3 separate regions of the Mus musculus genome follow, and all the other regions are linked to region 1. The links are chromatin loops, found by intact Hi-C in ENCODE. Cell type or tissue: heart. All regions are shown on one strand.

Region 1 (5,000 bases):
GTGTGTGTTTAAATGGTATACACTTGAAATGTGTAATTGTTGATGTCAATATGTTAACAACATCAATGGTTAAATAAGAGCCGTAAGTTACAGAACTGTATATATGATGTTACTGCTCTTTTTTTTTCTTTTTTTTAGATTTGTTTATTTTATGTGAGTACACTGTAGCCATCTTCAGACACACCAGAAGAGGGCATCAGATCCTATTAGAGATGGTTATGAGCCACCATGTGGTTGCTGGGAATTGAACTCAGGACCTCTGGAAGAGCAGCCGGTGCTCTTAACCACTGAGCCATTTCTCCAGCCCGTTACTGCTCTTTTAAGAGGCCATGCTCTTTATATGAGCACATAAATGTACGCGTTCATGCTCACGAGTGTAAAGAAGTCAATTTGTCAGGAGCTGCATGACTGACTAGGAGAAATAAATAATTTTTAGTCTTTGGGCTTTTCTGTATCTTGCTATTTGGGAAATGGAGTTGGGCTGCAAGGCAAATGAATTTCGCCTGTCATGTACACAAGACAGTTTGTCAATACAGGAAAATAGTCAAGTCCTGGAGATACTGATGCTTCATATAAAAATATTTTCAATTATTATAAACGGCTAAAGGTAGCACTCGTTCAAACGCGGTCTTCACACATCTCCACACAATCCTACCCGCCTAACTTCCACCCACAGAGTTTTTCATTAATGCATTCATTCATTATCTCAGCCATCACATGTGCACCCACGTTCGTAAAGGCACATAAAGGATAACGAGCAAATTATAGTCACATCACGGCTGCTGCAAACCGCAGGCATCCCGTCCTCTACCCACACCCGCGACCGCTCTACAGGGCCCTGGCTTCCACCCAGCACAAAGAGTCCTGGCCTCCAGCTCACGGCTTCCGGGACTCAACGCTGAGCCGGGCCACGGGTCTCGATCCCCCAACCCGACGCCGCCCAAGGCTCACAGCCTCCGGGCTACGGCCTGGTGCTGCTAGGCTGGGAAAGAAGACCCACAAACCTGGGTCCGCTAGGCGCAGGGTAGCACTTCCCAGAGGGCCGCGCGGCTCGCCGGGCGGGTCTGGCCTTCGGCGTGCGAGTCAGGAGAGTGGCCAAGGCTCGGGTAAGGGCGCGGCGCTGCGGCAGGGGGACCGGCTTGAGCCTGGGCGGGTTTTGTAGCAGCGGCTACCCCGCGGCCTGGCATTCACAGCCTGGGGGTGCAACTTGCAACTGAGAAGAATCCGAAAGGATCCCTTGCGTTCTTGCTTTGAACTACATTTCCCAGAGCCCTTCGCGGCCCGAGACCTGTGCTCACCCAAATGAAAAACTGGCCCTCGGCTATGAGACTTTCAGGGTTAGGGAGTCTGAGCCAGGAAGAGAGCACGGCTGAGTTTGTTTAGTTCCCTTGGATCAGGGCTCTCTCCCGAGATTGTCTACCTCTTTATGATGGGGATGGTCCTCCGGAGTCACAAACTCTTGGTAGCAGGCAGAAGGAGGAGTTACGTGAATACGTGTGTGTGAGAACTAGACTATGGGGTCAGGGTGTGGAGTTTATAGAGTTAAGAGACCTTGAAGTTCAGTGACATTTAAAACTGTGTGAATTTGCAACCACTTTTGTAATCATGGCTGGGTGTTCTCTTGCAGCGTTTCATTGCTATCTTCCAATTTTGTCAGAAACATGCTTTTGTCTATACTTCGTAGACTCCTTGTTCTGACCGACAGTGTTACTGGACTGTTAACGTAGGATTGTAAACACCATTGCTGAGCAATGTCTACATACTAACTAGATCCTAAGGAAACGGAGCCATTTACTAGTCAACTAGACCCTTGTACCAGTTAGCCGTTCTCTCTCCATCAAAACAAAACAATCACCACTGGGGAGGGGGACGTTATTAGATATACGTTTTTACAAATACTTTCCACCCTTGCTGTAGGAGTAATTTGTCCTTTTATTGTCCTGATAATACTCTTTAGTGAACAAGGGTTTTTTGTTGTTGTTGTTGTTTGTTTGTTTGTTTTAAAGGTTTATTTATTTCTACTTGACGTGTTTTGAGTATTTTGTCTGCAGTTCATGCATGCAATACACAGAGAGACCAGAAGGGGGCATCCGATTCCCCGAAACTGGAGTGGCCTGTGCTTGTGAACCACTCCCTGAGAGTTCTGGGAATGAAACATGGGTCCTCTTCAAGAGCAACAAGTACTCTTGATGCCTAATCTGTCTCTCAGCCCCTGCTTTAGATAGATAGTATAGTGTACATAGTTCCTTTATCATAGTATTTAAGCAACATTATTTTATTTCACACAGAATATAGAACTCTAAGCAATAGTTTGTTTCTCTTTTCCTTTCATAATATTGTTGCTGTCAAATAAACTTCTTGAATTTGCCATCGCTTGACATGTAGCCCAAACTGGCCTCAAGCTCAGATAAATCGCCCAGCTTCTGTTTGACAGGCCCACCCCCATCCTAACTTTTATTTTCTGTCTATCCCAGCACCACAGATAGCTTCTCCCATACAGTGTTGGTTCCTAATCAGACACCACAGAGAATTCCATACACAAACACATATCCATGATTCTAACCCTTCAACGTTTGTCCGACTCAATCTGACACTCTCCACAAATCTACCACAGCACATTTAAACATCACAAATATCATATATACTGTGAACACAATCAAGCACACATGACTCCAGAAATGTTTGCCTAACCCAGCAAATCATGTTTTCCACTGTTACACTCCAAGAATTGTGTACATACATACACACTCAGAGAGTTAGGTATTATTCTCAAAATCTTGAAATTTTTCCTGAAGAAAAATACTATGTGTTTGAATGAAGTACAGAGTCAGATGAAGACAATACGGAGGGCATGGCTGAGTGGCAGAGTGCTTGCCTGGCATGCTTGACAACCTGGGTTCCATCCCACAAAAAGATCTGTGAAGGGACTAGAGAAAAGGCTTAGCAAGGAGCTGGAGGGATGGCTCAGTGGTTAAGAGGAGCACCCTCTGCTCTTCCAGAGGTCCTGAGTTCAATTCCCAGCAACCACATGGTGTCTCACAACCATCTGTAATGGAATCCGATGCTCTCTTCTGGTGTGTCTGAAAACAGTGACAGTGTACTCATATACATAAAATAAATAAATCTTGGAAAGAAAGGAAGGAAGAAAGAAAAAGAAAGAGAAAAGAAAAGGCTCAGCAATTAAGAGCACTCTGGGAACTGATGCCCCAAAGATATAGGCAAAAATACTCATACACATAAAAAGTAAAAATAATTAAAATATTTTCAGTTTACTTTATGTGCATGGGTGTTCTGCTTGCATTTGTGTCTGTATACACGTGGTTTGGCGGTGAGAAGAGACATTAGGACTGAGGCTTGTCCGTCCCACTGAACTCCAAGGTGCTATAGTCCCTTCTATCCAGACTACATTTCCCAATGTCCTCTGGGAGCCCAGGCAACAGAGGAGCTTCCCCCCCCCCCCCCCCCCCCGTCCCCCTCCTACTCAGAGGCTAGATTCTCCAACTTGTGGCAGCTGGAGTGGAGAACATTCCAGAGCCTTCAGGGAAGAAGCGAGACAGGGAAGTGGCTGGGGAGTGTCCACCTGGAATCTGGTCGCCAGGCCTTCTGTGCGTCCCTGGAAGTAGGAAATGGTTGTTACAGTTCTGCGAGCCTGTCACCCAATGTGCGACTGAATCTATGCCTGGTACCTTCCCTTTCCCCCTTGTGCATCATCGGGGAGCCTCCTTGTGACTAGAATGTAAGTCCGTTGTTAGTGATGGCAGCCTGTGGCACCAGAGCGTCTGAGACGTGTAGGAGAGAGTGAACATCTGACATCATGTACATCCATGTGTGTGACAGTGGCTGGCAATGTCGTCTTTGAGACTTTGAGTATGTGAGTTTCCTGAAACTGTCACCCAGTGTCTTTTCTGTAAGCTCTGTAAAGTTGCTGCCCAAGGAATAAATTGAAAATGACTTGAGCATGGATTATATCGTATGCAAACCAATTCCTATGTCTCTACCAACTCTGTTTACTGAAGGGAAGGTTGCAACAGGAGGAAGGAACATCAGATGGTAGGTAATGTGGATGCTGAGAGGAATGCCAAGTTTGCCGTGTTCTTTTCCCATCTCAGCTAGCCCAGATCGCCATTTCTTAGGAGGAGCTGAGAGGAAGAGTGGCTGTCGGACTTCTTAAAGCCGTGCACCAGGTGAGCTGGTATATTCTCTCTCCTTTAATTCCCTTCCCACCTTTCAAAGTGAGCTGACATTAACTTCCCTGCTGCTGAAATGATTTGGCCTATCCAGCATGGGAGTCCCATCCCTGGCTGTCTCGCTTGATTTTATATTAATTTCTTTCGCTCTGTGTGAAAGTCATTCTGTCAGCTCACTACCTTAAATTGTAAATTTTTGTCTTTTTTTTTTTAAAAAAGATTTATATATTTATTTTATGTAAGTACATTGTAGCTGTTTTCAGACACTCCAGAAGAGGGCATCCGATCTCATTAAAGATGATTGTGAGCCACCATGTGGTTGCTGGGATTTGAACTCAGGACCTCCGGAAGAGCAGTCAGTGCTCTTAACCACTGAGCCATCTCTCCAGCCCAATTTTTGTCTTTTTTCAAAAGATTTTTTTTCATTTATTTATTTACTATATGTAAGTACACTGTAGCTGTCTTCAGACACCCCAGAAGAGGGCATCAGATCTCATTACAGAGGGTTGTGAATCACCATGTGGTTGCTGGGATTTGAACTCAGGACCTTTGGAAGAGCAGTAGGTGCTCTTACTCACTAAGCCATCTCATCAGCCCCTCAAAAGATTTTTTTTTAAGCATATGTGTGCTTATCTGTGTGAGTGTGTGCCACCTGTGTGCTGCTGCCCACACAGGCCAGAAGAGGGAGTCAGGTCCTCTGTTGCTGGAGTTACAGGCACTTGTGAGCCACCTGACCTGAATGCTGGAAACTGAATTTGGATTCTCTGCAAGAGCATAGCAACCCTCTTAAGTATGATCCACCTCCCCAGCCCT
Region 2 (5,000 bases), 140 kb before region 1:
ATGTTCCCACCTTGATCATAATGGACTGAACCTCTGAACCTGTAAGCCAGCCTCAATTAAAAGTTGTCCTTATAAGAGTTGCCTTGGTCATAGGGTTTGTTCATAGCAATAAAATGTTAACTAAGACATATACTTTCCCAAAAGTTTTGGAATCCAGATTGGCCACTTCAGAAGGTTTACACACAATTTATAGGAATCGGTAAGTTATCACGAATAAGACAAAGTGTCCAATGGATTACCTGTGTGAGACCAGAAGGGCAAACAGGTAAGTTGAGACCTTATGTGGCTGATCTACTCATAAACTTATGGGGAAGGGATCTTTTACAACAGTGGGGTACTAAAATAAATATTTCTGCAGTTCTAGGGACAGCATATGAGGAAGCCAGGTGTGATATGGGAGATGTTCCTGGGGAAGGTATTAATACAGGTGATCAAAAAAGTCAAAAGCTGTGCCCATGATCCAAAACAGGACATCATAGCAACTGAATTTCCAAACTTATAAAAGTGGACACTGCTGATGCACCAACAACCTTGCCTCTAAAATGGTTATTAAACAGACTAGTATGGCAGATGGCCCACAACAATAACAACAACAACAACAAATTGCAGGCGCTTGGACAACTGGTATAAGAGCAGCTGGAGGCTCAACATGTAGAAGAGTCTACCAGCCCATGGAATTGTCCTTTGTGTTGTGAAAGAAAAGAAATCAGGTAAATGGAGGATGATAAAGGACTTAAGAGCAGTTAATACGGTACAATGAAGCAAAGATCAGCAAAGACTTGAAACCAGCAAAGCAATGCAAAGCTAGCTATACACTAGTCACTGTGGGTTGACTCCTATTTATACTCTCTCCAAATATCACATGGGTCTGCATCACCTGACATTTCCTTAAACTTCCACTTCAGGGTACACTACAGGAATGCAGTCACAGGATGGGCCAGAATTTTCAACAGGAGGAAAACAAGCCACATCTTGACAAAAGTAAAGGGATGTCAGGAAATCATAAGCTACAGGACAGAACTCGGGAATTAAAAAAAAAAAAAAGTGTGACACACACTAGGCTCTTGTAGATGCATATTCAACCATTTCAGAGATCATTTTGGCCCAACAGCCATAGCACCTATCAAGAAATCAGAGAAGCCTAGGGGCTTCCTATGCAATGGAAACACCAGACAAAAGTAGGGTGACTGTAGATAAGGACAGAGTCTACCCCCAGGATGTGACACAAGTCCCCTTGGCTGGAGTCACAAAGGTACAAAGTTGCCTCACCTATAGTGACTCTCCAATTAATCCCACACCACGGGGACACAAAAGCTATGGGTGCCTCAAACGAAAATACAATCCACCCCACACGGAAGCCTTAACAGGGAGAGCCAATCACAGTCACTGTTGCCCCCACCCTCACCTTACCTCTACCGAAATTAGAAAAGGTCCACTGGGAAGCAGTCACACCTCAGTCGGTCACCTCACACGCTCCCAAAGTTAGGCAAATGCTCACAAACACAAAAGCCCAGGGACCTCACACTCGAGGGACCTCACACTGGTAAAAAAAAAAAAAAAGCATGGCACAAAACGGTCACACAGACTCCAGCCACACACACAATGGATGCGATCATACTCACCAATCAAGGAATCCTCTCTGCCTCCATATCCCCTAGACTACCACCCAGACACATGATAACAATTCTACACAGCTCCGGATCTCCCGGAGTCAGCTTCATTGCACTGCACAGGATGGTGCATCCAAACCCTTGGCACCAAAGGCGTCTCATTATCCCTAAAGTTCTCCCCAAACCTGTCAGGAGTACCCTGCCCACTCCTTAAAAAAGGCTCCCAGGAGAGGGAAATACAACGCCTGGAAATGTCAGGGGCTGAAAGCTGTGGCCTGAACAACAGATACAAAGTGTTCGGCTATTCGTCGGAATCGTGAGGAAATCCCAGCGGTGAAAGACTTCATAGACCTAGATCAGGCTCCTCGACCCAGCACTATCTCAGCACTGCGAGTTTCCAGGGAACCGAGGTATTCTGGGAAATGTAGTTCAAGGCCGTGCTGGTGACCGGAGGCGCATGGCTCGAGTAGGCTGAGTCATCCAATCCCCAGGCGGAAATCTGTCTAAGGAGGCTGTTCCGAATTCGACTTCCTGCTGGAAGTTGGGGCCACAGACCGGAATGTAGGACCCCAGCGCTAAGACCAACCCAGCATTGGCAGTCTGACCAAGAGGAAGCCTCGTCCTGTAGGTGCAAGAGTACGCAATGACAGCCCTGAGCGTGTGTGAGAGAAAGCATAGGGAGGTTAGATTGCATGCGCGGCTGGATCTGGGAGGAGTTGGACGGCAGAGAAACTGCGAGGTAAGGAAAATGAGCGTGAGCAAGAGTTGGGCTCGAGCTGTGGCGCTTTGTGAGTGGAGCGAGCTGTTGTGGGGAGGAGACATTGTATGCGGATCGAATGGTTCTTGGGGATTGGGTCTCGACTGGATGGATCCCTGTACAGGAGTGGCTGAGATTATAGAGATAGCGGAAGCTTCCTAAATCTCATTTTCTTTTCAAATTACGATTAGTAAGTGCGGTCTTCTGGAGTGTCTGTGGGAGGGAAAATGTATAGCTGATAATAACTAATTAGCATTGTTATTTTTCTGTAAGTTAATTGTGCGGCGTAGGCAATCTACAGGCAATATAGCCGACTTTTTATTTTTAACACAGTGTTTTGTCAGTCGGGGTGGTTTTTTTTTGGGGGGGGGCGTTATTAACGCTCAGGGTACCCCAAGCAGACATCGTCCCTTCTCTAGAGAGTTCCTGAGGAGACACAGGTAAGGTTTGATTTTGAGGCTGGCTTGCAATTCTCTTTATAACCAAGGTTGACCTGAACTCCAGATCCTCTTGTCAAGTGGTTTCTGTTGGTTTGTTGTTTAGACAGGATCTTGCTGTTTAGCCCTGGTCACCCTTCAGAGGCCGTCCTCCTGACTTTCAAGGTCTGGGATAACAGGTGTGAACTACCATGCCCTGCTCCAGAAGGTGATAAACGGAAGTTTATTACAGAGAGCAGCATCACCATGATTAAAACAAGCTGCACACAGTACTTAAGAGCCAGTGGGACACAGCCATAGAGGTGTGTGTCCATATCAGCCAGAGTCAGTGGACACAGCCACAGCGGTGTGTGTTCATATCAGCCAGAGTCAGTGGACACAGCCGCAGCGGTGTGTGTCCATATCAGCCAGAGTCAGTGGACACAGCCGCAGCGGTGTGTGTCCATATCAGCCAGAGTCAGTGGACACAGCCACAGCGGTTTGTGTCCAGATCAGCCAGAGTCAGTGGACACAGCCGCAGCGGTGTGTGTCTATATCAGCCAGAGTCAGTGGACACGGCCACAGCGGTGTGTGTCCATAGCATCCAGAGTCAGTGGACACAGCCGCAACGGTGTGTGTCCAGATCAGCCAGATTTAGAAGGTAAATGTCATCTCATTTCTTTATCTGAATTAAATAGAAACCTCAGTACCATAAGCCTGCCCCATTCCCTTTCTGTTTTTGAGACAGGGCCTCTCTATGTAGCCCTGACTAGCCTAGGACTTACTATTTAAATACATACTCATAGTGAACTCAAAGATTCATCTGCCAATGCTGATATTTCAGTTGTGGGCCACCATGCCTGGCATGCATGTATATATGTACACATATATGTATACATATATATGTATCTATATGTGTGTATATACACACACACACACACACACATATGGTAGCATCATTAAAGACCAAGCACAGTTGTCAAGTGGTAGTTTTTGTTTTTGAGATAGGCTGTAGCTTACGCTGGTCTCAAACAGGATACATGTCAGTTCAGAGTCTAGGGCTGAACCCGGACCCTCCCAGCTCCACTCTCCAAGTGCTAGCTAGGGCTGTGGGGGAGCCCCATCACACCCTTCCAGTGAGTTGGTATTTGATTTAAAATTCAAGTCTTGCATCATCCACTCTCAGGTAGGGAGATGATAACTTCACTGAACTGGATGCAGCCTAGTTGAGCAAGAGACTGCTGGACAGAACCATGAAGGAGTTCTAAGCTCAGTAGCCGAATGAGAACCATGCCTGGCACAGATGCCCATTGAGGGGCTGACACCATTGAAGTGCCTTCAAGACTTCCTCATAAGCCTGGCTCTTAAGTTTTAGTTGATATGAACCATCTTCCTCTACTGGAACTTAAGCAAGCAAACAGTCGGACGGAATGGCATCAGTATACCAGAGAACAAGAACAACCGCGAGCAGGCACTTACAGCACAGCTGTAAGGATAACTGAAAGGCATGGAGAGATGGCTGCTCTTGGAGAGGAGCTGGCTTTGAACCCCACTACCCTCATGGTGTCTCACAACTGGCTGCAACCCCAGCTTCAGGGGATCTGACGTCCAGACACATTTATTTATTTATTTATTTTTAAAGAGCATTTGGAGGATGGGACTAAAGTATTTCTGTTTGTCTGAGAGTGGAAGAGACACCAAACCTGAGTTCAAGGTAGGGTTTTCATGGATTTTTAGGCAAGACAGGGGTTTGGATCAGGCACCAACTAAAACCTATCCCTTTTCATCTTTCATCATAAAGCAGGCAGGTACTAGTGTGATCCGAGGTAGTGATTCAGCCAGTTTGTTGTTGGAGTGTAGACCGTACAAACTCACCTCTGGTATGATGCTGTTTTACAACCCATGTGTCTTGTCATCTTTCTGAGGCCAGTTTCTCTGGCTCCCAGGCGGTGGACTACATTTCCCAAGAGCCATCCCACCCATGGATATTTCTGGTCCAAAGATAGCTAGTGGCATCATTTGCATAGCTGGGAAAGAACTGTATGTAGGTCTCAATATTGGCCATCTCAATGTGTCCTGAAATTCCTGAAGCTCTTGTGAACAGATGTTAGCTTTGTGTATGGAGAAGGTCTATGTCGATGGAAATACTGGAGTTTAAAGCCAGGGCCTTTAAATTGACAGTTGTGGTGTAGTCTTTTGTTAAAGCTTATGCAGAGA
Region 3 (5,000 bases), 47 kb after region 1:
ACACAAGTAGTCAGGGATTCACATGTGGGGCGTTGCTTTGTTGAATGTTCTTTACAGCTTTAGAAATGCTGCCTGCTATGATCGCTATTTCCTTTAGACTTGTGGATTCTTTTCCTTCCTTCTGTATGTCTGTTTGTTTTGTTTCCAGTGTTAGGAATCACACACCCCACTCCCTCCCCAGCTTGTACATTCTAGGCAAATACTCTACCACCAAACACCTCTGTCAGTCTAAAGTTTCTTTTGGATTTTGCTTTTATACTGTCATTATAAAGATTTGATAGTGTGCTTTTCTGATTGTCATTGTCTCAGGAGTCTCATTTCAGGGGTATTTTCTCTGGGACCCACTATGAAGAGAAAAAAAATATTATGAGTTAATAGGAAATCTTTGTGCCTTACACTGACCATGCCATCAGGTTCAATGTTGTTGTCCCAAGCTGATGGGACTGTCATCTTCACGATTCCTGTATCTTCAGGTCCCTCCCACCCTCCTGTGTCAACAGTGTGTTTTTCCAGAGTACGGTTTGTTTGCTTCTGCTTACTCAGTTGTTCCTCCCTTGCCGTTTGTCAGGACCACGTGAAGCCAGCTAGGTGCCTTCTGCTGTGTCAACACATCTGGACCTCAGGGTTGGAAAATATGTGTCTATGTTTTGCAGAACTCTGTTTCCTAGAAATCTTATCTGAGAGAAGAAATAAGTCTTGACCTCTGGACTTCTCTACCTTAACCGATCCATTTTCTACTCTTTGCTTATATTCTAGAGTTAAAGTTTCACTGAGGATGTATTTTTCTATCCTGTTGTTTCTATTTGTAGAGGGAGACATGTCTGATATACCACCATATTGAATCCAGGGGACCTCTGCTCTGTTGATCCCATGAAGCACCCTTCTTGGAAGTAGCTTTCCTCTGTCCTCTTCTCCAGATTTGGATTTTTCTTTAAGTCTCAGTCACTTTTCATTTCTTCTTGTTTTAGAAAATGGTTTTTGCACGACTTCTTTTCTCAACTTCCTCTGGACTGTTAGGGGCCAGGCCAATTGAAAACTTCTTCAGAGGCTCTGTTGGAAGGACAAAGGGAACATTACTATCTATGTCCTTGCCTATGGGTAGACCTGACTGGGGCTGGGGTGGGGCCCAGGGTCTCAAGGGAGGTAGGTGTCAGTTCCTGGAAACAGAGACTCTTCCCCTGGTGTGCTTCATCTGTGCAACATTTCATGATAAGCTTCCTGCTGACTTGATGGCATTGTGTGACAGCTGTCTGCCGACTTTGTCCCGTTTTCCTCTGCAAACAGTGTATAAGATGCCCTGCTGCATAATGTGTGCGCTGACATGGTCCATAGCTTATGCAGTCCTCCTCACACCAGCTTTGTGTCTTCTTTATGCTCACATCCCTGGTCCTCCCATGACACCTCGCAGTTCAGGTTCAGGTCATAGGAGATCTCCCCTGAACAATTTTTTTTTTTTTTTTTTTTTTTTGGTTTTTTAAGACAGGGTTTCTCTGTGTAGCCCTGGCTGTCCTGGAACTCACTCTGTAGACCAGGCTGGCCTCGAACTCAGAAATTCGCCTGCCTCTGCCTCCCAAGTGCTAGGATTAAAGGAGTGCGCCACCACCGCCCGGCTCCCCTGACATTTTTAAGTTACAAATGGACACTTTGCTTTTGTGTGCCTACCTGTGTTCATCTCATTTGATGCTTAGCTCTAGAAACGGCAGTGTGGGAATATTACCTTTAATACCTCCAGACCTGTAGAACTCTTTTTTTTCTTTTCCTTTCATCTGAGGGCTCTGAACTGTTGAGACTCAACAGTTATTTAATGTTGAGCTCAGTTCCCAGAGAGTGTCTCAGCATTCGATATATAAACATTCAAATCACTCCTACTTTCTTGTTAACCTGAGTCCTTCTGCATCTGCTTGCTTCTGAGCCTCTTTGGCGCATGTTTTCCAGACATAAACCTTTCCCGGCTGGGCTGTAGAGACCCAGCCATTTTCTTACACAGGTTAGTATGTGGCGGTATAGACAAGGTTCAGTTACAGCCAAGAGAGCGACTAGCTGCCATGTCAAGGGTTTATGTGAGGATAGTAAATGGCTCTCAGGAGTCAGGACTAAAGAGACTTTGCCTTTTAAGTTTCTAGAAGTTAGCTGCAAAGAGTGAGCTGTTGAGGGAGTTCCTTCTCGAAAACTGATCAAGAAAGTACTTGTTGAGCTAAAGAAATGCTTCTCAAGTGAGTGCTTACTGCCGCTGTTTGACTCTCCTAGGACACACGCACAGTTCCTCGTTTAGTTCTGAGTCTAACGCTCATGCATGCAGGTGGCAGTTACTTCAATCACATGCGAGCCCTTATGCAGCTGTGTTTAGATGGACAAACTTGTGCTTGGAAGAGATGTTATAATGTTTTAGCAGATCTCTATTGTCTGCCTGGGTCATGGTATCTAATTGCTCCCTAATCAGATTTTTAATTTCTTGTTTTTATTTAGCAGTGTTTTCCTTTTTCTTAAAATAAGAAAAGGAAAAATAATATATGGTAAGCTTAGCTTTTTTTTTTTTTAAATTCACTGGGGCAAATACCAAAGAGTCTGTTTACTGAATCATCATTTGAAAGCATCGTTTAATTTTGTTGGCTAGTGAGATGGCTCACCAAGCCTGACCACCTGAGCCCAAAGCCTGGGACCCACATTGAGGATCCACATAGAGAACTGATGCTGCAAGTTGTCCTCTGACCGCCACACCTGCTACACAGGTGCCCCTCCCTCAAATAAACACAGAAGCAAGTAATGGAGTAAGCGTTTGTTTAGGAATATATCTAGGGACTGGAGCGATAGACAGTCAGTGGCTAAGAGCACTAACTGCCGTCTCAGAAGTCTGAGTTCAATTCCCAGCAATCACATGGTGACTCACAACCATGTATCTTTAAAGTGGACGGACCGTCTTACATTCCCGGCAGCAGCATTAGCAACCCTGTGGTGGGTCCCTGTCCACCTCTGGAGGTATCCATGTTTGAGATTTTGGTTGCTCTGATAGCTGCTTAGTGGTATCTCTCCCATGTTTTAATTTGTAGCACATTCCCTAATGATGTAATTTCATTTGTTTTACTGTGATGTTTTGTGGTAGGGCAATTGTTTTTGTTTGGGGGATACCATGATCTCACTCATGTACCTCTCGATATCCTTGATTTTTCCAATCATCCTGCTTCAATCTCCAAGTGCTGAACCATAGGCATGTGCAGCCACACCTTGTAAGGCTTTTGTTTGTTTGTTTGTTTGTTTGTTTGTTTGTTTGGAGTTTGGGAGGTTGTTTTGCTTTGGGTTTTTTGTTTTGATTTGTGTTTTTCAAGACTGGGTTTCTCTGTGTAGCTCTGGCTTTCCTGGGATTAGCTCCACAGACCAGGCTGGCCTCTAATTCACAGAGATGCACCTGCCTCTCCCACCTAAGTGCTAGGAAAACTCACACTGGAGAGAATGCTTATGAATGTACTGAGTGTGGGAAAGCTTTTATTCAGTTGTCAAACCTCATCAGACATCAGCGAAGAACTCATACCGGTGAGAAATCCTATGCATGTACAGTATGTGGGAAAGCCTTTAGCCAGAAATCAAATCTTACTGAGCCCGAGAAAATTCATACTGGAGAGAAACCTTATCCAACATCATCTCCCTCTAGCTGCTGTCCCTCACTAAAGAAACAGACATACCAAAACTTGGTTAAAAATCTTAGTGGTGGGCTGGGCATGGTGGCACAAGCCTTTAGGCAGATATCTGAGAGTTCAAGGCCAGCCTAGTCAACAGAGCAAGTTCCAGGGAAGTCAGGTCTATTACACAGAGAAACCTGACTCAAAAAAACAAAACAAAACAAAAAAAAACCAAAAACATTTTGGTGGTGAAAGACAAGCCAAGGTCTCTTTGATACAACCTCTCATCAGACTAAACTCCAGTCTGTACTTAACAATGGGATATTATTTAACAATAAGAGATGAAATCCTGGTACATGTTACAACATGGAAGGTCTTTGAAAACATGCTAAATGAAGAAAGCCAAACACAGAAAGCTAAGTTTATATACTTTCACTTATTGAAATAAGTTCCTAGAATATGAGAATTTGGGAGTTAGATTAGAGCTTATCAGGGCCTGGGATGGGAGAAGTGGAGTGATGTTTAATAGGGGAAAGCAAATGTATTCAAAATGGTGAGAACTGTGTGGACGTAGTGGGGAAGGCTGTATGATATTGAAGATACACTGCATGCTACTACATTCAGTATATGGCCAATGGTATCATACATGGGAAACGAGTGAAATGATAAATCTTCACATTCAAGTTTAAAAGTCCTCTCATAGTTCCAGACTCTATATTGTCTTCTGAGTCATTTTCTCGGATTTGTTTTCTTCTTGTTTAGTCTTCCTGTATCTTTGATGTCTAGTACTTTTGACTGTGTTATGGACATGGTGACTACTACATTGTCAGGATGCTAGACACGTGTGTGTGTGTGTGTGTGTGTGTGTGTGTGTGTGTGTGTATAAATTTTTTTTTTTTTTGGTTTGGTTTGGTTTGGTTTATGTCTTTTTTGAGACAGGGTTTCTCTGTATAGCCCTGGCTGTCCTGGAACTCACTCTATAGACCAGGCTGGCCTAGAACTCACAAATCTGCCTGGGATTAAAGGTGTGCTCTACCACTGCCCATCTTAAAAATATTTTTAATTGAAGTAGAATTACATCACTTTCTGCCTTCCCTTTCCTCCCTCCAGTCCCTCCCATGCCCACTCTCAAATTGATAGCTCTGTTAAATACACATGCACCACACACACACACACACACACACACACACACACACACACAAATATTTAAATATAACTTGCTGGGTCTTATTCTTTGTGTGTAAATGGTTTTAGGCTGACCACTTGCCTTGGGCATCCAACAAGAGGGCTCATCCCTGAGAGAGGCTAACCTTCCTTCTCCCAGCAGTTGTTACCTGCCATTGTGTAGGGATGGGACTTCCCTCTTCCACTTAAGTGTGTCCTTTG

What was found. A loop is a pair of places that touch in the nucleus more often than their neighbours do. Peaks named below come from ENCODE experiments on the same cell type or tissue, not always from the same donor. Only the 100,000 strongest peaks of a DNase experiment are listed, where the experiment ranks them.
Region 2: a loop joins it to region 1, with 2.3 times the contacts of the local background. A loop is called at or near these places in 1 of 42 quality-filtered maps.
Region 3: a loop joins it to region 1, with 7 times the contacts of the local background. A loop is called at or near these places in 1 of 42 quality-filtered maps.

What each region holds. Positions count from the first base shown.
Region 1 is chr7:29,952,851-29,957,850 of GRCm38, forward strand. It overlaps Zfp74 (zinc finger protein 74), which reads right to left and starts at 1,215. Exons shown (of 6, transcript NM_178384.4): 1 at 1,005-1,215. C230062I16Rik (a long non-coding RNA gene) reads left to right here. Exons shown (of 4, transcript XR_003946630.1): 1 at 1-1,106; 2 at 4,110-4,184. In heart, CTCF peaks have their summits at 1,183 and 2,067 (motif pointing right); a DNase peak (open chromatin) is centred at 1,151; H3K4me3 peaks cover 2,468 bases; H3K27ac peaks cover 2,028 bases.
Region 2 is chr7:29,813,941-29,818,940 of GRCm38, forward strand. It overlaps Zfp790 (zinc finger protein 790), which reads left to right and starts at 2,132. Exons shown (of 5, transcript NM_146185.2): 1 at 2,132-2,349. In heart, no CTCF peak of the experiment used is centred here; a DNase peak (open chromatin) is centred at 2,091; H3K4me3 peaks cover 2,756 bases; H3K27ac peaks cover 2,267 bases.
Region 3 is chr7:30,000,244-30,005,243 of GRCm38, forward strand. The region is part of intron 6 of Zfp568 (zinc finger protein 568); the gene reads left to right. Among named protein-coding and RNA genes, the nearest start is that of Zfp568, 19 kb to the left of the region's middle. In heart, no CTCF peak of the experiment used is centred here; no DNase peak of the experiment used is centred here.